3 separate regions of the Homo sapiens genome follow, and all the other regions are linked to region 3. The links are chromatin loops, found by intact Hi-C in ENCODE. Cell type or tissue: Calu3. All regions are shown on one strand.

Region 1 (8,000 bases), 240 kb after region 3:
ATGGGTTTCTCAGCTATGTTTCTGCCAATAAAGCCTGACACAGACTTCACCACCACCCATGGTGGGCATGGTGATATACTGTCCAGTTCCTCCCCAAGGAAGAACTTGCTGCCCAGCTGAGAAAAAGGAAGTCAGCTGCATGAAGACACCTTGCCTGAGTCACACCCTTTCTGTGGACAGTCTGCATTCCATGAAAAAGTAGGAGTCTGAAGGACCCATATAGGACCCTCCAAAGACATTACATGTCCCAGGGCTCTCTGCTGGGTTGGTTCAGGCATTTTCTGGGCCAGTACTACAGTTTGACTTCTCTTTCTGCACAACACTGCTTTCTCGCCTTTCTCTTGTCGTGTGTTGATTCCTTATAATTATCTTGCACCCTAAACTCCATCTTAACATCTGCTTCCTGGGAACCCAGACTTGGACATGTGTAATTATTTTAGAAATAATAAGTTAATGTTTATTTCTTTTTGCCACATGAAGAGAAAAATATGGAGAATAATGCCTGCTTTAATATTAATAATGGGTTTTTTTCTGCAGTGGGTTTTTTTTTTTTTTTTTTTTTGAGATGGAGTCTCGCTCTGTAGCCTGGGCTGAAGTGCAGTGGCGTGATCTTGGCTCACTGCAAGCTCCGCCTCCCGGGTTCACGCCATTCTCCTGCCTCAGCCTCCCCAGTTGCTGGGACTACAGGCGTCCGCCACCACGCCCAGCTAATTTTTTTTCTATGTTTAGTAGAGACGGGGTTTCACAGTGTTAGCCAAGATGGTCTTGATCACCCGACTTCGTGATCCACCAGCCTCGGCCTCCCAAAGTGCTGGGATTACAGGCGTGAGCCACCGCGCCCGGCCTGTAGTGGGATTTTTTAAAACTTTCTTGTATTTTTCTGTTTTGCTTTAATTTTTCAAAAATGACAAGCAAGCATAATTTTTTACCAAGAAATAAAGTCATCGAAAAACAAAAATAATAAATGCAATATTGATAACATGATGGGGTAGGGAAGATAAAGGATGAAGATATAAAAAGGGAATCAGCAGTAGATTTTAAATCAGAATTAAGCTGTATTTATTTCTGAATATAATTGCAACAGGAAGCTTTTTAATATTGCTGTAAGTTCTTCCCAATATTTTTATATCATGTCAGTTTACCTAATACTAAAGTACTTTGAAAAGTTACATACACTGAAACAATTTACCAAAGTGTTAGATAATCACACACACAATGTTGCTATGGATTTGAAGATTTTAAAGTTTGACAAAATAGAAATCATTTCTTTTGTTTATAAATCAAATTTTGCCTGTGTTTGGAGAAGGCTCAGGTTGATAACTAGGCATATTCTACCCGTTGTACCTACTAGTGTTGATTATATTGCACAGCAATAATTTACAGGACCTTATTTATCTCCTACATTTTATGGAACGAGTTTAACAGAAGTAGATATTGGGATTATGTAGAACCTGTAAAAGTTTTCCTTAGACATATCTCAGGTGATCAAAGTGTTAGGATCGTTATGATCATGTGTGATAACTGGTAGTGAAAGGGGCTTTGAGGCCATGATCATGGTTTCAGTAGCATTCTTGTGCCCTGGATTTCCAGAATCTTCGCAGATTGGTGTAGTCTCAATCCACTAGGATCTATGTTCAGTATAACGTCTTCTGAGTAGCTCTACATTTGCCAAGCCATACATCGCCATTGGCAAATAAAATCCTTTGGTCTTAGATGGGAGTAAGAAGTGAAAATATCTCCTCAGTGCTATAGTACAGAACTCCAGAGATAGTCATGTAAACAAGCCATCATCCAAACTTTTCTTTCCCCTTTCTTCACAGATATAATTATCAATGTAACCTTTCCCCTCTCTATAGAATGTCAAGGGCCATTTATAAATCAGATTCCCTCATGATGAAAACTTCTGTTCAAAACAACAAGAAACCAAAAAAAAAAAAAAACAAACTTGTTCAAAATAACAGTTGATACATGGACATTCCTACTACAAATAAAGAATGTAAGTCATTCTTCATCTTCATTGTTATAGAATTTTTAGCTGCTCATTAAAAACAGGCCAAGTTAGAAATTAAAGAAGACAAAACTAAATCTCACTAATTGAAATGGATAGCCCAGGGCAAGCATCCATGGTTAGAAACAGTTCACCTAAAAGCAGGATTTGTTAGTGTCTCACTGTAGCCGCATTCGCCAGGCTACAGCATTTATGGAACAGCTTCCTATCCTTACAAAAGTTAGAGCCAAAATGTGCCTGGTGAGAGGGAATAGCAATAGCTCCAAGAAGTAGCATTCCAGAGCTCCGGAGTGTGTTTGAGATTTCAATTAAAAGTCCCTACACACAAGTGGATTTCTTCCAAGCACTGCCCTCTGGGCCCTTGTGCTATCCCAAACCAAGATAATGACCAGCCATCTATAGGGCTTTGTTTTCCGGGTGTGTTGTGAGACAATGGCATAATGAATGGCAAACTCAGCTGGTGCCAGAGCTCTGTCACACAAGCCTGGCATTTGGGAATCTGGTGTATTTACTCAGAGCAGCTGTGAAAGTTTGGAAAGACGTTCCAGTTTGAAGATCCATTAACCTCTGTGAAGGGCCACATTTTAGCAGCAACATTTAAGGGATAAATAGGTGTTGAATCCTGTGGAGCCCAAGCCCAGATTCTGCTGGAAAGGAGTTGTGCTAAATAATATTCAAGGTCTCACAGATTCATGTGCTTCAAAGCTCACATTTTGAGAGGTGTTGGTAGTTATTGTGATAATGTTGTTAGAATGATTTTCTAATGCAGCACTTTGTTCTGTTAAATATTTGGAGGAGACATTTTAAAAATGCCCTTCACTTAGTAGGTGCCTGATTTTTATATAAATGAGTGATTAGTTTTATAGTTATTGTGAACTATGATACAAAGACTATGCCCCATTAATTTATATAACAAATACTTATTGGGCACATATTATGCCAAGCAGCACATTGCAAGTCACTACAGATTGGGCAGTAAACAAAACAAAATCCCTGTTATCATATTGTTGCACATAAACTGAAGTGTACTTCTATATTAGTTACAAGCCATGGGTATGTGAAAAATAGAAACTAGGACTTTTAAAATATTACCTAAACCCTTCAATTATTCAGACCCAGCCTATTCTAGCTTTTTCTTCTGGTATTCCAGTCAAACTAGACATTTCAATATAAAAAGTAAATTTCTCCTCTTTTCACTACTGAAATTTTGCGCCTGCTCTTTCTTATTTCCAGAATATCATTATCCTCATCTTTAAATTTTCAAGATTTAGTCATCCATCAAGGCCTTATTGAAAACTGCCTGCTCTGTGTTTACCATCCCAATACCTGAAGCTAAAATGTTGTCATCTTCCTCTGAGCCATTATAGCAACTTGTTTGGACCCATTCTAGGTAAGTTCTACTTATTTGTATATGTCTTTTTACCATTTTCTTCTTCCTATCCTCTCAAACACTTCCAAAACCTCACATGTACATAATCATTGAGACCCAATAGGGGTTGTCTCATTCTTTTCATAGGTATATCAAAATCTTTATGTATTAATCTGAATCCTATGCTGTCTAATCATTATATAAAACTTTAATTATATTAAAATTTTGTGTTATGGTTTGAGCAGGATTTGGGACCCTATATGACCCATTATTTACTATTGTCAGTCAAGATCAATCAAGAAGGCAAAGCCCACATCAGATAGTTTAATAATGGATGTACAAAGAGAAGATCTATAAGAGATAGTGAGGCAGCCTGAATATAGCAATGGCAGGAGGCCCAAGGGAGGAGGTAAGGTTGACAGAGCCCAAAGCCAATGCCTCCTTGTAAGAGGCTGTCCACCAGGAGTTAGGACCACAGAGGGAGTAGCTATCTGATGAAAGTTGGAAATACAGAGACTATGTGGTTATCGCCAGAGTTGCTACCTGAAGTGGAAAGGAAGGAAGGGAAAAAAACCTAGCTTCTTCCTTCGTCCCACACTTCAATCTAGCCAGTTCCTCACATTGGTAGAAAGGAACCAGAAGAAAAAGGCAAGGAAGTGGAGAGTTGGCATGGTACAGTTACCTGCAATACAGAGCAAAACATAGGAAGAATGGATAATGGAAGTTGGAGCAGTTAAATCATCAACACAGTCTGCTTAATCTATAATTGTCTGAAGTGGTTCCTAATTGACAGTGAAGAAGCAAGCTGGCTTCACTTAACCTCACAGAAAACCAAAAACAAACACAGTTCTAAGATTGTCACCAGCAATATCCCAGAACTCAAATATGAGGAGGAGGCAGTTCCAGGGCCACAGAGAAGTGAACAAACTTGAAGGCGATGATAAGAGAAACAGATCTCCACATCCCTGATGCCAATCTGCCTGGCACCAAGCACGTGGAAAACTGTCCTCTGACTCACAATTTCTACACTGGGAAAAGTAAGATCAAGGCGAACAACTAGCTTCTGCACCATCTTGGTTTCCCTGGCAGGAGACCTGTTTCTACCTCCACTCATGAGCGCATCAGGAATGCCTGAAGGGAGAAATATCTCTGAGAGCAAGAGACAAAGCGGGGTGGTGGGAGTATTATTCCCGGCCTGAAAACTCTGCTCTGTCACTTGGCCAAAGGAGATGCCAAATCAGAGTGGCTGTTCAGCAGCACCGCACTGTAGGTGGTTTGTTACACTGGTCCCCACGGCACGAACCCCTAGCCAGCCTTTTCATACTACTGGGATGTTCTCCTTGGTATCTTCTCCATTCCAGACAGGCTGCGATTGTTTACTAGAACTGGGCAAACCTGGACTTAAGGAGCCATCTAGTGATCAAAAGGAGGCAGTAACCTAGTGGAAAAAGGAGAAAAAGAAAAATAATCAACGGGTAAATTAAAAGCAAACATATCAAATAAAAATCAATACAAGCCAGACAGAGAAGACTGGAATAAATAATCCTTCAGTGCAAAGATATAGATATACATCCACAAGAAACAACAAGCAGAGAACCATGACTCCCCAAATGGACAAAGCAAGAAACAATCCTCTGAATCTGAGACAGCAGTATGTGAACTCTCTAAGAATTCAAAATAGCAGTGTTTTTTGTTTTTGTTTTTGTTTTGTTTTTATTATACTTTAAAGTCTTGGGTACATGTGCAGAATGTGCACTTTTGTTACAGGGGTATGCACATGCAATGGTGGTTTGCTGCACCCATCAACCCGTCACCTACATTAGGTATTTCTCCTAATGCTATCCCTCCCCTAGCCTTGCACGCCACAGCAGGCCCCGGTGTGTGATGTTCCCCTTTTGTCTCCATGTGTTCTCATTTTTCACAGCCCACTTATGAGTGAGAACATGCAGTATTTGGTTTTCTGTTCCTCTGTTAGTTTGTTGAGAATGATGGTTTCCAGCTTCATCCATGTCCCTGCAAAGGACATGAACTCATTCTTTTTTATGGCTCCATAGTATTCTATGGTGTACATGCACCACATTTTCTTTATCCAGTCTGTCATTGATGGATATTTGGACGGGTTCCAAGTCTTTGCTACTGTGAATAGTGCCACTATAAACATATGTGTGCCTGTGTCTTTATAGTAGAATGATTTATAATATTTTGGGTATATACCCAGTAATGGGATTGCTCTGTCAAATGGTATTTCTAGTTCTAGATGCTTGAGGAATCGCCACACTGTATTCTGCAATGGTTGAACTAATTTAGACTCCCACCAACAGTGTAAAAGCATTCCCATTTCTCCACATCCTCTCCAGCATCTGTTGTTTCCTGATGTTTTAATGATCGCCATTCTAACTGGTGTGAGATGGTATCTCATTGTGGGTTTTTTTTTGTGTGTACAGATGATTATTTTATTTTATTTTATTTCCTTTTTTTAATTTTATTATTGTTATACTTTAAGTTTTAGGGTACATATGCACAACGTGTAGGATTGTTACATATGTATACATGTGCCATGTTGGTGTCCTGCACCCATTAACTCATCATTTAACATTAGGTATATCTCCTAATGCTATCCCTCCCCCCTCCCCCCACCCCACAACAGTCCCTGGCGTGTGATGTTCCCCTTCCTGTGTCCAAGTGTTCTCATTGTTCAATTCCCACCTATGAGTGAGAATATGCGGTGTTTGGTTTTTTTGTCCTTGCAATAGCTTACTGAGAATGATGGTTTCCAGCCTCATCCATGTCCCTATAAAGGACATGAACTCATCCTTTTTTATAGCTGCATAGCATTCCATGGTATATATGTGCCACATTTTCTGAATCCAGTCTACCATTGTTGGACATTTGGGTTGGTTCCAAGTCTTTGCTATTGTGAATAGTGCCACAATAAACATACGTGTGCATGTGTCTTTATAGCAGCATGATTTATAATCCTTTGGCTTATAAATAATAATAAGCCAAAGGATTATATAATAGGATGGCTGGGTCAAATGGTATTCCCAGTTCTAGATCCCTGAGGAATCGCCACACTGACTTCCACAAGGGTTGAACTAGTTTACAGTCCTACCAACAGTGTAAAAGTGATCCTATTTCTCCACATCCTCTTCAGCACCTGTTGTTTCCTGACTTTTTAATGATCGCCATTCTAACTGGTGTGAGATGGTATCTCACTGTGGTTTTGATTTGCATTTCTCTGATGGCCAGTGATGATCAGCATTTTTTCATGTGTCTTTTGGCTGCATAAATGTCTCCTTTTGCGAAGTGTCTGTTCATATCCTTCACCCACTTTTTGATGGGGTTGTTTGTTTTTTTCTTGTAAATTTGTTTGAGTTCATTGTAGATTCTGGATATTAGCCCTTTGTCAGATGAGTAGGTTGCAAAAATTTTCTCCCATTCTGTAGGTTGCCTGTTCACTCTGATGGTAGTTTCTTTTGCTGTGCAGAAGCTCTTTAGTTTAATTAGATCCCATTTGTCAACTTTGGCTTTTGTTGCCATTGCTTTTGGTGTTTTAGACATGAAGTCCTTGCCCATGCCTATGTCCTGAATGGTATTACCTAGGTTTTCTTCTAGGGTTTTTATGGTTTTAGGTCTAACATGTAAGTCTTTAATCCATCTTGAATTAATTTTTGTATAAGGTGTAAGGAAGGGATCCAGTTTCAGCTTTCTGCATATGGCTAGCCAGTTTTCCCAGCACCATTTGTTAAATAGGGAATCCTTTCCCCATTTCTTGTTTTTGTCAGGTTTGTCAAAGATCAGATAGTTGTAGATATGCGGCATTATTTCTGAGGGCTCTGTTCTGTTCCATTGGTCTATATCTCTGTTTTGGTACCAGTACCATGCTGTTTTGGTTACTGTAGCCTTGTAGTATGGTTTGAAGTCAGGTAGCGTGATGCCTCCAGCTTTGTTCTTTTGGCTTAGGATTGACTTGGCAATGAGGGCTCTTTTTTGGTTCCATATGAACTTTAAAGTAGTTTTTTTCCAATTCTGTGAAGAAAGTCATTGGTAGCTTGATGGGGATGGCATTGAATGTATAAATTACCTTGGGCAGTGTGGCCATTTTCATGATATTGATTCTTCCTACCCATGAGCATGGAATGTTCTTCCATTTGTTTGTATCCTCTTTTATTTCATTGAGCAGTGGTTTCTAGTTCTCCTTGAAGAGGTCCTTCACATCCTTTGTAAGTTGGATTCCTAGGTATTTTATTCTCTTTGAAGCAATTGTGAATGGGAGGTCACTCATGATTTGGCTCTCTGTTTGTCTGTTATTGGTGTATAAGAATGCTTGTGATTTTTGCACATTGATTTTGTATCCTGAGACTTTGCTTAAGTTGCTTATCAGCTTAAGGAGATTTTGGGCTGAGATTATGGGGTTTTCTAGATATACAATCATGTCATCTGCAAACAGGGACAATTTGACTTCCTCTTTTCCTAACTGAATGCCCTTTATTTGCTTCTCCTGCCTGATTGCCCTGGCCAGAACTTCCAACACCATGTTGAATAGGAGTGGTGAGAGAGGGCATCCGTGTCTTGTGCCAGTTTTCAAAAGGAATGCTTCCAGTTTTTGTCCATTCAGTATGA
Region 2 (8,000 bases), 140 kb after region 3:
ATTTTTAGAACAGCAACTCCTTCATATAAGAAAAGTCAATTGCAACCATACTGCTTATATTTAACTTATTTAAAGAATGTGAAATTTATCAATGTCTAATAAAAATTAAAATGTTCACAACTTATACAGTAATTCATTTTGGGAGTATATGCCTTGGTGAAATCCACTCAGAATACACAAGAATCAACATATCCAAGGATGTTCATTGAAGAATAATTTTCCTGTTCAAATTTTTTATCAGTGGCTTAAAAGAGGAATTAAAAGAATTCCTACAAACTATCAAAGGTAAAAGATGGGATAGAGAAAAAAATAACTATAAAAATTAGGCTGAGTGCAGTGGTCCATGCCTGTAATCTCAGCACTTTGGGAGGCCAAGGTGAAGGATTGTTTGAGCCCAAGAGTTTGAGACCATCCTGGGCAACAAGTGAGACCCTGTCTCTACAATTTTTTTTAAACTAGCCAGATGTGGTAGCATGTACCTGTAGTTCCAGTTACTCAGGAGGCTAAGGTGGGAGGATTCCTTGAGCCCAGAAGGTTAAGGCTTCAATGAGCTGAGATCATACCACTGCACTGTAGCCTAGGTGACACAGCGAGATCCTGTCTCTAAAATAAAAAGTAAATAATACATAAATACAAAAATAAATATCAGTTTTTCTGAATCAGAAAGGGGATTCCAAATATTTGTAAAAGCCTGGAACAGTAGAATAAAACCAACAAAATAGAGTCAAAAATGATACATTTTTTTCTTTTATTTTTCAATAACCAACTGTATAAGTACAGGAGGAGCAAGACTTGACTTGTGGGATTTTTCTTATAAAAATAACTTGATAGGTTTGAGTTGAACACAAACCTAATATACGTGTTATGACAGCTGAATGGGCTCAGCTCTTAGGTTACATGTGGGCCTTGTGTCCAACTAAGGAAGATGTAACTGTCTTCCAATACTATGTAGAAGACAGATAACACTGAAAACCATAGAATGTCAGTTAAGCATGAGATATATTCTTCTGGGGAGTAAAAGATGAACAAATTGATAAAAATTATATGAATATGGATTTTGTTTTAGTTTAAGAAATAACTTTCTGGCATCTGTAGGTTTCCAATAGTTTAGAGAAGTAGTAAGTTACTACTTAAAGTTATCAAGAAGAAACTTGATGGTTGTCTATTCTATATTTGGTGAGAGATTTTAAATATTTTAAATTTTCTTAATTTTTTTCATTCAAAATTTTTATTTTTTAGGTAAGAACATAGGCCTGCAGATTAAAGAAGAAAGAATACCAATAGCTTTGAGAAAATACTACATTCAAGGTTCTTCATCTAATTAATCTTAATTAGAAACCATGGGACAAAGCAAAAGGAATATCCCCACTGAGAAGTACTAAAGGTGAAGAGAGAGATAAAAAATGGTTATTTTAAAATTTTATCCCATCCTGGCCGGGCATGGTGGCTCACGCCTGTAATCCCAGCACTTTGGGAGGCCAAGGTGGGCAGATCACGAAGTCAGGAGATGGAGACCATCCTGACTAACATGGTGAAACCCCATCTCTACTAAAAATACAAAAAGTTAGCCAGGCATGGTGGCGAGTGCCTGTAGTCCCAGCTACTCAGGAGGCTGAGGCAGGAGAATGGCATGAACCCAGGAGGCGGAGCTTGCAGTGAGCCGAGATCACACCACTGCACTCCAGCCTGGGCAACAGAGTGAGACTCTGTCTCAAAAAAAAAAAAAAAAAATTATCCCATCCTGTACAAGTAAGTGCAGGATGAGGAAGACTTGACTTGTGAGGATACTTCCTATGAAAATAACTTGAGGGGTCCGAGTTGCCCGCAAATCTAATATAACATGCATTATAGAAAACTATTACAAAATAGCCTATTTTTGTCCCTTTTTCTCTTTAGTAAAGTGCGGTGGAGCTATTCTTTTCCCTATTTGGATGAAATCTTGAGCCAGCCTCTAACATCACTGGTTATACTTAGATGGTAGCCCTGCAGTCACTTTAAATCACAAACACAATCTAATTTATAATGTAAAACATCCATGATTGTGTTATAATCAAAAGTTTGAGCCTGATTTAAAGTGGAAACACTCCTGCCTCCTCACTTCCATTGGCCAGAGCCTGTCTTTGTTAAGCTGTTTGCAGTGGGAGAGAGCCAGAAAAGAAAGAAGGGTCATGGAAAGACGTAAGGTACAAAGGACATTTCTCCCCGATGGGTACTTTCGTAAGACGGTGATATATTCTCCAGGGAGCTACTGAAGGAGTGGAGCAGTTATTTGATGCTGACATGTTCTCTCATGGGATCCTTTTAATTTCTGGGAACTCCCTCAAGACTTTCCAATGGTAACTCCCTTTTCATGGGCAGGCCTTTAGCATTGGTGGGTCTCCATCGTCCTCCCCAGCATTCCTGCCCTGGCTGGTATAGTCGCTGTATCTGCAGTCTCCTTTCCCTGGCAGACCATGCACTTGAGGGGATCCCTTTAAGAACAACTCCAGGTTGACATCACAACCAGTTCTAGCCCCTGAGATCCAATTACCTTTAACCTGCTATTGGACAAGACAGGTGCAGTCACTTCTCAGGAGCAGCTCTCAGCTCTGTTGTTATCAGCTGTTTTACTTGTTCAATCCTGAGGTAGGGCTCAGTCCACAGGCCCAGGAACACCTGTTATACTCTCAGTGCTCTTGCCAAGCCCCTCTCACCTGACCTAGCACTGGCAGACAGCACCACTACACCCCTCCAGCTGTCAACTAAGAAAGTCTTTTGATAAATCCTCCCCAAATCCCACTCTTCTGGTCCTTTCATATCCCTGCTCTGGGTAAAAGACAGCTGGGGATGGGGCTCATGAGAGCAACGGACCCAAATATTTTCTTTGTAAATTTCATTTTGAGCGTCTGTTATATCCAATATCCATCATATCTTGGTGCCATGGTCAAGAATTCCAATTAAACATCCTTTATACTCATATTGATTCCTATTATAGTCCTCTTAACCACCTATTTGATAGGCCTTAATAGCCACATTTTACAGATAGGAAAACTGAGGCACAGAGAGATTAAATATTTGCCCAAAGCGTGGCCATACAGCTTGTAAATTTGAGACATGATACGAATCCAGAATCTTTTCTCCAGACTGTGCATCATATTGTTTGGATTAGCTGGTTTCATTGTATAGAAGAATCAATCTATCTATTACTTTTCCTTGAGAAAAGGGAGGGTAAAGCCAGTGTGGGGAGGGTGTTGCTGCTGTTCAACTGGAACCAAACATAATATTAAAATCCTTGGGTTTTAGTCAATGGCTACTTAAAAGCTCTCCCTTGTAGATTGTTATATCCTTTTGTGAGCAGAAGGAAAGCAGCTACATTTGTATGTCATTCTGCCAATTTATCTGTTATATTTATATGACACATAAAGTATAATAATTAACATTTGGTGAGCATTCACTAAGTGCCATGCATTATTCTTGCCATGCATTAATCTGTTTTATCCAAATTCTTTCACTCTTTCCTCTTAACAACAGTAAGACAGTTTGTGTTGTTGTTTTCTCATCTTAAAGATAAAGAAGGAGGTCCCAGGAAAAACACTGGGAGAAAACACCAAAGACAGAAGAGCAGCATTCCTCTTTCTGTTCCACAATTTACTGGTACACAGAGTTTGCTAGACCAGTCACATAACTCCTTAGGGCCATATTTTCCTCATCTGTAAAACGGGAAAAATAATAACAGTCTTCTTTGCTTTGCAGGATCCTTGTGAGAGTCAAATGAGACAACAAGTGGGTACGTACTGCCCATATTCAAGCAAATATTATCACTGTGCTATTCCTGAGACGACCATCCCATGAAAGGTTAATCTAAAACTTGCAGCTAAAACTACAAGTTAATCTTTAGCTGAGTGCCACATGACAAGGACCTCAGAAATGCTGTCCAACAGAGAGCAGCTAGTATACACACCAGAGGAGAGACTGTTTCCTAAAAATCACTTAAACAGAAGAAAAGCAACTTTAGAATTAAAAAAGAGAAACTCAAAAATAGTTCTGCATTGCTGAGACAGAGCCAAGTTGGGGAACCTTTGGGAAACTTTTGTTTCTCTTGAGAACTGTTTGAAAATGAGAGCCAGGTTGGGGGAAAAGGATAAGGCCACAAAAGACGAGCAGAGAGAGAAAAAAACACGAATTTGGGGAAAGCTAGCGTAAGAATACAGAAAAGTATTTTTTAAATCCACTCAAAAACTGACCAGAGATTTCAAGATATGATTGAATGTTTGCAAAATGCCCCATCTGCTTCATTCCACAGTCTAGAAGAGAAATAATGGAAACTTTCTTCTCTTTTCCAACAAGACATAACAAAAGCAGAGCTGATGTAATTAATGAAAAAAAGATGGCTATTTGAAATAGTGAAGGCTCTGAATAACAGAATGGAATGGAAATGAAGTCCACATTTAGGGACAATTCATTATTTATCTGCTGTACTTTTTATGCACACCGTGTTCTGCTAATTCTCTCTCCAGGGAGAATACCAAACCAGGTTAGTGAGTGATACAAGCATGAGTAGTTAGAAGCTATGATATAAGCAGCGGGCAGATGGAGTTATTCCTTGAATATCAATTAGCATAGTCCATCCAAGTTGAAGACTCTGACAATTGAATACTTCAACTTAATGGATCTGTTTTCAAATTCCCTTTAATGGCCCTTCTGTGACCATAATATCTACTTTTCCAGACATCCTAAGTAGAAACCATTATGGACAATATATGTAGAATTCTCTAAGGATAGCATATGGAGGGGAGAATGTGAGTTGCCAAATTTAGCAGCTCTAGAGAGAATGTTTTTGAATTAAACCTGAATCTATGGGGATTACAGTTCATTTATGACTGACAAAACATATCTTCCCAATTCTGAAAGATAAATCCCACTGATATACACGTGGATTTCACAGGGTTTCTCAAAAACTATAAGGAAAAAAAAAATCCTTTCCACAAAATGCAGTTCTATAACTATTTTGGAATTATGGTAAGTCACATGTTCTTTTTGCAGTTTTCCTCAGGTTAAATGAGGAATTTTCTAAGTACTGTGCCAACTGTACTTACAACCTGAGTAAGCTCAGATCAGAAGATTCATCCCTTACATATTAGAGTAAGATCTTTGTTTTGAAAGAAGAGAGGAAGACTGAAATGCAGTGGCTATGGGCTTTAGGATTTTAAAAATAAGTAAAATTTCAAAAGTATGAGAGATGGGACTGAAAACATTGTCAAGTTTTTCTTTTGCTGAATAAGATCAGTTTTAATTTTAATTTTTTAAATCAATTTTAATATTACTCTATTTTTCTTTTCATAAAGATGATTGACAGTACAAAAGTTTGAAGTTCAAAGTGCAGGTCTTTAAATTTAATGTACTTAGCTTCATGAAAAATTATCTTCATTTATCATAGTGTTCTAATTTCACTGTGGACCAGTGAAAATATTGTGGCAAACCAGCGCTGGTCTGCAGAACCACAACCGAAAACCTCTAGCCTGATTCACTTTGTTAACATGAGCTAGTTCTCTACCCTAAGCAGCCATTAAAATCTAACTCAAAAGCTTCCAATGTCTAACTAAACAGCAAATACCTGTAATTTAGGACAAAATGATTAAATCTTTCAGTGAATATTTGCATTTGTTGGAAAATGGTGTTTTATTTTGTACCCATTTAATAAATTCTTTGGAATAAAATTTCATTTTTTTCTTACTACATTCAAGGACCCGGCATAGCTAGGATTTTACCAAGCTTTGAGTAGTTCGTATCGTAAATATTAACATGTTTTGAAACGTTAGCAAGACTTCTAATTTACAAGTGGAGATCACTCTTAATTCCAGCTTTCCTTTTTTTCATTCTGAATGAAAAACCTCTTAAGTATCAGATTTTTTTTTTACAGGTTAAACCAAACCATGAACTCCATGAAACTACTAAGATTCCTTGTTTTGTTGGCTTCGTCTTGAGTTAAATGTCTAATAATAAATGGTCATTGAGCAGACACTTAAGAATCCTTTTATTCAGCGATTTTGATATTTTAAAAAGAGATTGGTCTGTTATGAAAAAAGAACTTAGTTTTATTTTTGCTGGTTGAGCAGCTTTCCACTGAAAATGAAAGGCTAAAAATTTAGTTTTTTCCCTCTACTGAACTTGGAAAACCTAGATTTAGGATACTTACATTCAAGTACACTTTGTTCTTTTTCCTATCCTTTTGAAAATTAATATTAATACTCTGACATTTTTAGGAGAAAGAATTAGTTAAGTCTTCCCTCTGGCAAAACTATCAGGCAATCTTCTCCAGCATTCAATTCCTTAAGGGCATGGAAGGAGGTGTCTTTAATTTTTTTACTCCTTACCCTGTTACTCTGAAACTTAATGCGTGCTTAAATTCCATCCATCTGAATTTAGCCTAAGACCTAAAACAGGTAAAACACACATCAAAATAATTTTGCCCATGTTAAATTAATCTGAATCCTGTAAAGTTAGACTAGGGGAAGTGCTGATGGAGAAAATCACTTTTTTTTTTAACTGATATCACTTCTGGAGTATTTGAATGTTTTTACAACAGGTTTGTGTTTCTTTTGATTATAAGTAAAATCCTACCAAACATTGTTTATTTTTATTTTACTGTGAAATGAATACTTACTATGAGATGTACCCTCTTAGATTTTTAAGTACACAATACCATATTGTTAACTATAGGCACTATGATATACCGAAGGTCTCTAGAATTCATTTACTTTGCATAACTGCAACTTCAGGCATTGCTTTTGAAATCTGAAATACGTGTTCTGATGACTCTATAGCAACCATGATTTTATTCTCAAAAAATAAATACAGATGAGGGTAAAAACCAAAACACATTTCTTGAACTAAAGAAATTATTAAATGTAGACCTTCAAACCGCGTTAAAACCAGCAAGAGTTTGTTATTTTTCTTAAACATTTAATTTTCAATGCATTCTGGTTATTTTCTCCTACGCATCTTAGAGAAGAGGTTATTTGCTGAAATTGTCAATGCGGCTTTGGCTACATTATCTGACAACCAGTAGAGGTCGCCACCTACCACATTGTAGCAAGTCAGGGAGAGGAAAAAAAATTATGAATGTTTGGTTAGTAAAAATGCACAGAGGTCAGAAGTTTTCAATATGAAGCTTTCCTCTTGAAAGCTTTGCATAATTGAACCAATATTCAAGTGAGAGGAAAAAAGAATAAATAAAAATAATGGATCCAAGATGTTGGTGTTACAGAACTTCAAAAAACAGAATTTCTTAGAAATTACATAAAAATTCTTCTAGTTGACTTAGTTAATACAAATTATTCTTCATGTCAAAACATTGGAAAGAAACCTCAAAATGTTATCAAATCTGAACATAATAAAATGTATACATTTGTAAAATGGCATTGTGGTCTCTTTCTACTAGTATGTGTTTGGAACCCCTAAGCATCTCAAATTTTTGGTTTTGACCTCACATATTCTGTGACTTTCATTCTGTGTTTTAATTTTTCTTAATTTATTAGTTGTATCTACTGCACAGTGAAAATTAACCTGTCATAGTGTTAAAGTGGCCTGTGGTTATCACAACTGAAAAGAGCACATTGAAGCTTTAGTATATAATTACTGCTACTTGGTTTCCCAAAAGAAGTTTAAAGTTTAACTTATTTTCTTTAAGTCATAATTAAACTGAGAAGAAAAGACTTCTTTTTTATAGTTTGGAGGGAGAATCTATGTATATCTTGACATAAGAAAATATCTTCCCTTTAGAAGAGGGAATAAACGTATGCTTGATAATTTAGAATGTGCAAATGGGTAGTGATAGGTGATTCAAACAACGGAAGGCTTTTCCAATAAACAAAATGTTTTTAAAAATAGAAATGGTTATTTCAGAAGTTCAGATGGTGAGCTTACCATCACTAGAAATGTTTGCATGGATGGATAATTAGTGAGATGTGGTGAGAATCTTGGTAAGAATGTGTTAGGAATTTGAATACTCAGGTTTGAGG
Region 3 (8,000 bases):
GCCTGTAAGATGTTCTGGCCTTAAATATTTGAGGTTTTAAAAATTCTATATTCCAATAAATTTGGAAAGTTGATCCAATTGTTAGGACACTCAGTAACTTAATTTGGACTTAATGGTTTAAGGGTTGCCTATTTATGTTCTAGGCTGCGTGTTAGGAATATATATTAAAATATAGTTAATTGTTCCCCTCTATGTTTCCATGTGTTCTCATCATTTATTTCCCACTTATGAGTGAGAACGTTTGGTATTTGCTTTTCTGTTCTTGCATTACTTTGCCAAGGATAATGACCTCCAGCTCCATCCATATCCCTGCAAAGGATATGATCTCATTATTTTTTATGGTTGCGTAGTATTCCATGGTATATGTAATCTGTACAGTAAACCCTCATGACAAAAGTTTACCTATGTAACAAACCTGCACATGCATCCCGACCTTAAAAGTTTATATATGTATGTGTATGTATATATATATATGTAGTTAAGTACATAATTGTATGTGTGTATATGAATGTACATGTATATGTGTATATATGTATTTGTTTATGTGTGTGAATTACATAAAACAACCCTATGAAATAGATATTGTTCCCCATTTTATAGATGAAGAAATTGAGTCTTAGAGCAGGTAAATAAATTGCTCATGGCCACAGGGATAGACATTCTGAGAACCAGAATTCAAACCCTAGTTCTTCCTCGTTCATTCATTGAGTACCTTCTATGTGCTGTACATTATTCTAGGTTCTGAGGATACAGCAGTGAATAAAAATTCTTGTCTTCTTGGATCTTGCTTACTATACCAGATGGTGATAAGTGCTTTAAAAAATTAATAAAGACTCAGAGGGTGATGAGAGTTCAGTGGGATTGCAATTTTTAACAAGACTGTCAGAGAAGTTTTCACCGAAATGGTAACATTTGAGCAAACACCTGAAAGAAGAGTGAGCCATGAAAATTCATGAGGGAAGGTGGTCTCAGACAGAGGTAAAAACAAGTGCAAAGGCCTGAGTAAGCTCATTCCATGTGGCATCCAATAGAATTCTAACTGGGAGTTGCTGAACCCCCTTCAATCCATATTGAACATTTGTTGTCTGCATACACTATAAATAGTAAAACACTAAGTCTCATAGACAATCGTAAGTTATAACAAAGTAGCTTTATTCAAGTTTAGTTTTTAACTTATACATGGTAGGTACCCCTGAATTGTTTATTTTTTATTTAGCAAATCAATTTCTAAATTTCTATTTCTTTGCATATTTTTGTTTTCCCTCAAATTAAACTGTGAAGAGTCTGTTAGAGTTAAAATACTGTGGTTACATTTTTCTATTTTTACATTTAATTTCATTTTTATAAGTAATGTAGTTAAGTGTGAAACTGCTTTAGGAATGGTTAAATGCACTTTATACATTCAATGTGATGTTAATATTGGTACAAGAAGGACATGCATGTCAATATCTTGTTAATTTTATTCCTTCTAAGAGCATGGTTTGCATGTTTATATAACATTTTTTCACTTCATATGCAACTATAAAGTGAGCTGAAATAGCTTAGGCAAAATGTTTTCTAGCACATAATTGGATGATATAAATTAATTTCTTTTGAAAGCGATAGTATATATTCTATTTTCTTCCCTTGGTACAGTATAGGATTATGAACAGACTCAAAACATTCGGAAAACTTAACTCATCCCATCTTTAATTTTCAAAGTTCAATAAGACAGACTTTAGCTTTCGGTTAAGCTGTATTAAACAATTACCAAAGATTTAAGTCAAAAGTCAACTGCTGTGGAAGGCAAAGCCTTAAAATGTTTAAGTTTGCATTGAATAAAAGTAAATTTCCATTTTAGAAAACATGTTCAATTCAACTCAACCTATTGAGCATTGTCTATCAGAGTTTTATTGATAAGGGAGAAAAATCAACTATGAAGCTATGGCAGTAGTACTGGAGAGCATTAACAAGGTTTGAAATACAGTAGTGATGTGGGAGGGGGTTTTCAAATGAAGGACATTTTTACATCAGAGTTGATGGGTGGCTTAGCATGTGGATTGATGGCACAAGAAGCATTTCAGGTAATGTAAAGGCTTTTAGCTTTGCCAGTGGGTGAGTGATAAGGCTATTAAACAAGTTAGAAAATAGAACAAGGGAAAGGTTTTGGGAGCATGAAAATGTTCAGTTGAGTTTTGAACCTTTTGAATTGAAGACATCTGTAGGACATTTATGCAGGAATGAATACAAAATACTTCTGTGTCATTGTGAAGATTATAATTAAGAGGACACTGTTGATTTCTTCTTGAAACTCTGGGCCATGAGACAGATCTAGGCTGTGTGATAATGATGTTAGTGACCTTTTCCCAACCCTGTAACAACAAAATCTCAAATTTAGTACATAATTGCGTTTTACTTTATGTCACATTCTAAATGTTTTAAATCACCTTTTTCTCATCCTGAGATTATAAACATTCCCTGGGCTATTGAAGTCCTTGTAGTGGCCTCAGTGATTGCTATTACCATGGAGCCTTAGGAGAATTTATTTTCCTTTTATAGTTGATGATGCTACAAACTGTACTGAGGGATTGCTGTCATTCATGCAATTCATTCATGCCTTGTGCAAAGTATTGTTGCTTTACAACTGGGCATAAAGCATAGGTTTACTTTGTTTCAGCAAATAGATATCATAATAAGATTTTACAAAGATATTTCTTTTTCAGAGACATTAATTATTTTATATGTAAAATGACTTTTTAATTTCTTAAAACTTTTTTTTTGACTCAGGGTCTTGCTCTGTTGCCCAGGCTGGAGTGCAGTGTCATGATGAGGGTTCACTACAGCTTCGACTTTGCAGGCTCAAGCAATCCTAAGCTCCTCAAGTAGCTGGGACTACAGGTATATGCCACTGTACCCAGCTAATTTTTTAAAATTTTAGTAGAAATGAGGTCTTGCTATGTTGCCCAGGCTGATCTCAAACTCCTGAGCTCAGGCAATCCTCATGTCTCAGCCTTCCAAAGTGCTGGGATTACAGGTATGAGCCACTATGCCCAGCTAATTTCTTGAAACCTTAAAATTACTTTTTGTGGAGAGGGAGGTGTAGAGGGGAGTGAAGAAAGTGAAATAATTAATAAAATATAGTATCTTAGGATATCACTGTATATTGATCTCTGCCAGAGGGAATACTTGCCAGACTTGATTCTGAGAGTCAGGTCTCCCTAATGCTTTTCTTTCTTTTTGAGACGGAGTCTTGGTCTGTCACCCAGGCTGGAGTGCAGTGGCGCGTTCTCGGCTCACTGCAACCTCTGCCTCCTGGGTTCAAGTGATTCTCCTGTCTCAGCCTCCCAAGTAGCTGGGACAATGCTTTTCTTTACTGCTGTCCTGCTTGATTTTCTTTGTTTGTCCACTGTACTTAACAACTGTGGCATGCTAATGGAATGTGGGAATTAAGACCAAGGTCTTAATTCATACTACCTTGGATTCATCCACCTAGTGTCTGTACAAACTTTGATACATTACAGCCTTCCTACGTCTCAGTTGTTTCCTCTGTAAATGAGGATAAGAGCATTATGTCTACTTATAAAACTGTCACATGAAAGGTAAAGTGCTTAGCACAGTGCCTGGCACATAGTATACATACAGTAAATGTTAGAATAATAGGGATGAATTATTGTAAGACCTAACAGTACTCTGTTTTCCTTAAAGTGCTGTATAACATTCAAGTAGGATGACAGACATTTATTTTTATTTACTAATTATAAATATTATACATTCAGTGATTGTTTTACTTTATTTTTATTTTTAAAATATTATATGTTTTTCTGCCTTGAGATTTTTATAATCCAAGGTGTATATATATGACTCTTCTATCTTTGTCCTTGTACACTGGTCCCTTGTATACAAACAAACAATTGAAAAAAATAAACTGAGATATATCCTGGTCTCATATTTGTAGAAAATAATCTCTCCTGCCTCTTTCCTTCCCTTCTTCCCTTATGACCAATTAGCCTATCTTTTAAGAACCCATCTTATAACTTGTCTTATCAGAAACCTCTGTGGACTAGTGGTATGGGGTACATAAAAAGTAAGAGTAAGTAAAGATGATAAGTAAAGCATGTATAAAGCAGAACAGGGACTTCCAGTAGAGGGAGATGTAGGCCAAACAATCAAGCCATATAATATGCAGGTGCGATAGGCAGCAAATTTAAAGTTTTCCCTTCATAAAAAATCTAAGTACTAATTAATTTACTAAATATAAGTTAAGTAACACTGGAATTTCTGTTTTGCTGGTTGCCAAATCCAAAGCGATTATACAAGTACCTAGGGAAGAACTGTGAGGAATATATGTATGTATTGCTATTGTCCCATAACTTTCTCACATAACTGTTTCAGAGATGGAATGAAGACTAGATCATAAACAGCTCTCTCTCTCTCTCTCTCTCTGTCTTCCTCCCTCCCTCCCCCCTCCCTCTCTCTGAATCTTTAAAAATAGCAAGTAATGGAAGTTACAGGCTGGATAACTTGAAAACAAATAAAGTACAGCAGCTATATTTCCATAATTCAAAAATATTTTTTCATGGAGTTCTAGACTATCTGAGTAAAACTAGGGTTAGACCAAAATACCATAAACTGTTAGACTGAATTAGAAAACTACCCTTTTTTAAAAAAAAATATTGTTGTAAAGATAATATTGTAACTCAGATCTTTAAATTTCTGAAATTGCTGAGACCTGTACTTAAAGGAAATTAACAGCATTTAATTCATGTTGGATTGGATTTTTTTCAAGTTTTTTCTGTAGGATAGTTAAGTTGATTTTAACGTTTACATTTCCAACAGAAATATCACAATTCTTTCTTTTGGCAACATTGTCCAATAGCTAACTATTATAATGGTCCCTTTGCACTTGGAGATTTAATACTCTTATTCTATCACACTCTACAAAATTGCTGCCTTGGAGCTTGGGGATGTTGAGACTCCCCTTAAACCTGAGAATTTCACTTAATAGTTGACTGAGTTTTCCAGTTTGTATCATGGCTAAATATTTTGATGTGGATTTTATTACTTTTGGCTGAGTTAGTAAATTCAGTTTATAAAATATCCATAGAAATTTACATCATTCACAACATATATCTTAAATTAATTTACTCTAGTAATTTTAATTTATGTTTAGTTGATTCAGAAATGGAAGGTATATATATCTGCTGATTTTATTCATATTAATGAATTTGGTAAACATTACCACCACCAGCTTAATAGATATTAGCTTAAATATGTAGTTTTTATTTAGAATTCTACAAACCCTCATCACTTATCTTACTTATCTTGCTTTAAGTTTTGTCAGGTAACATCACTATTTTTTGTGTTTAAGAATTTTTTTTAATTTAATAAGTAACTACAGAAGATTAGCTATGCTGGAGAAGACTTCATAGCCTATAGTATGGATTTTTTTGGTAGAACTAAACTTCTTCCCTAGATTGCAGCATGGTTTCATGAGGTGAACGTTTTGCATACTTCATTTAAGCCTTTAAGATGTGTGTTTTTTTGAATTATTCAAAATTAATTTTCAATGAATGGGCCTGATTGGACTTTCCCGTCTATTGAGCTCCTTTGAACCACTACAGACAAATTGGAAGGCTTTCTTTTAACTCTTTTAAATAAATTAACTTGCCTTAAAAATGGCCATAGAACAATGAGATTGAACTAATCTGTCAGTGTGCCTATGTGCATCCATCATAATAAGCAGGGGTGTGCTGCAGTAATAAACTTAAAACTCACTTACTGAAAGGAATGAAATTTAATTTTAATATATGCTTTGTGTTCATTGTAGTTTGATAGTAATGCTGTCCTTGCTGTAGTCACTAAAGGATTCAGGCTGAGGAATGTTCCGTCTTGACACATGCTTTGATTACAGAGCTGAGACAAAAAAGAGTACTGAATCTTCTGACACTCTTAAAACTTCTTCCTGAAAATGGTATGGTTCACCTTGGCAAGATACAGCCACACCTGAGTTCAACAAGGTTCATGATCCTCCTACAGAGAAGGGCACTAGATATTTGCAAATAGCACAACAGTTTATCATTCTAGTCTAAATTAGTGAGTATTTGGAAACTGCTGACATTTACACACTAAGCTTATAGAAAGTCTGGTTTAAAACTGGCCATGGGAAGAAAATGAGTTGTTTTCACCAGGTTATAACCTGATTCGTTTTGGAACTCATATTGACAGTGCATTGAGCACGTGCACCCCGCCCCCCTGCCACAAGTCTGCATCATCCAAATGATGCAGGAACTGTTTTGCAGGGACATTTATATACCACTGGGGATATTACCATTGTTCCTCATGCACTGTGGACAAGGAGTAACAGTGTTGCCCGGGCTGACTACCTTTAAATGCACAGTTATAGGCCAGCCAGGACAGTTCGTAAATTTAATAAATACATCACTATTCAGATTTTAACCAACCTACCTTCCTTCCTTCCTCCCTCCCTCCCTCCCTCCCTCCCTCTCTCTCTCCCTTCCTCCCTCCCTCCTTTCCTTCCTCCCTCCCTTCCTTCCTCCCTTTTCTCTCTCTCTGTCTCTGTCTCTTTCTTTCCATAAAAAAGGCCTGATTGTAATTTGGAGTTTCAATTTTTAATTGCATAAAATATTAAGAGAAAACTGGGTGTTCCATATAGCTAATCGTTTAAATAGTAAATATAAATGGAGCCATTAGATATATTGCCAAAATTCACAACAAAATGAAAATATTGGCATTTGTTATACAAATTAAGTGTTCATTTGTTGTTTATTAATATCACACTAATTAACCATTAATTATTGCTGAAGACTTTTTCTGTCTTCACTTTTTTAGGTATGACTGATTTTCCCAAAATATTTTGTGAAACTTCTCAGAAGTTGGTGAGTGTGGAAGCCTTTGCTCTGGCTGCGAAATACTATTCTGTACAAAACTTGGGAATATGTACTCCTTTTGAACAGTTGCTTGTAGCCCTTCGAGGAAATCAAAACCAGAGAATTGGTATGTCTATTTATGTGTGTGTATGTGTGCTTTTTAGGTACTTAGAAGCAATACTTTGTTCATATATGTGTATCTTTCCAAAATATTATTAATTTATTGTTAGACCTTAATATATAAGCCCTGACAAATTAACTATTGTTTAGAAGTGTAGGTTTTCCCCTTGTACTATATTAAACAGAACAACTTGTAGATGTCCACATTTTTTTCTTGTAACTTCTTGTAACTCTTGTAACTTCTACTGCAGATAGTTCCTGCCCCTCAAACACAGATCACAGTGAGCTACTACAAATTCCAAAATCTACATTATTTTTGTTGCAGCAGGCTAATGTTCTCTATGGGAAGAGGGTGGGAAGAGTGGAAGGGGACATTTGGGGATGTGGGGAGAAGCATGAGTGTCAGAAAGTGGGGATGGTACAAATTAAAAAAACAAATATGATAATGTGGTAGATTAAAACTCAGCCATATCTATAATAATATTCAATGTAAATTGTTTCTACATGCCAATTAAAAGGCAGAGATCAGAAGGCTGTGGTTAAAAAAAAAAACTCAGATTCTTTTATCTTACACAAACCTCTTTCATATCTCTTATTTGATCCTTATTTTTCCCCACCTTTTTATTTTGAAAATTTCCAAACCTACAGAAAAGTTACAAGAATAGTACAATAGACCCTGTATACTTTTCACCTAGATTCACCATGTGTTCACATTTTGCCACATTTGTTGTAGTTCTCTTCTACACACACACGCGCACACACACACACACACTCTTTTTCTGAATCTTTTGAACATAAGTTATAGATATTTTAGCATTTTACTCTCAAATACTTCACTCTGTATCTCAAAATAACAAGGGCATTTTCCTACACATCTCATAGTTTATTGGCACACTCAGGAGTTTAACTCTGATACAGTAATATTGTGTAATAAGCAGTCTCTATTCAAGTTTCTTTACTTTTTCCAAGAATATCTTTTAGAGCCATTTTTTTTTCTTCATGCAGGAATTAGTC

What was found. Peaks named below come from ENCODE experiments on the same cell type or tissue, not always from the same donor. Only the 100,000 strongest peaks of a DNase experiment are listed, where the experiment ranks them.
Region 1: it touches region 3 in a loop (15-fold over the local background); 17 of 110 quality-filtered maps call a loop at or near these places.
Region 2: it touches region 3 in a loop (7-fold over the local background); 13 of 110 quality-filtered maps call a loop at or near these places.

The regions. Positions count from the first base shown.
Region 1 is chr12:82,623,272-82,631,271 of GRCh38, forward strand. LOC107984487 (a long non-coding RNA gene) reads left to right here. Exons shown (of 3, transcript XR_001749145.1): 3 at 3,242-3,386. Among named protein-coding and RNA genes, the nearest start is that of TMTC2, 60 kb to the right of the region's middle. In Calu3, a CTCF peak has its summit at 4,782 (motif pointing left); no DNase peak of the experiment used is centred here.
Region 2 is chr12:82,520,326-82,528,325 of GRCh38, forward strand. No RefSeq gene overlaps it. Among named protein-coding and RNA genes, the nearest start is that of TMTC2, 160 kb to the right of the region's middle. In Calu3, a CTCF peak has its summit at 7,026 (motif pointing right); a DNase peak (open chromatin) is centred at 7,066.
Region 3 is chr12:82,379,975-82,387,974 of GRCh38, forward strand. It overlaps METTL25 (methyltransferase like 25), which reads left to right. Exons shown (of 12, transcript NM_032230.3): 2 at 6,829-6,993. Among named protein-coding and RNA genes, the nearest start is that of METTL25, 25 kb to the left of the region's middle. In Calu3, no CTCF peak of the experiment used is centred here; a DNase peak (open chromatin) is centred at 4,147.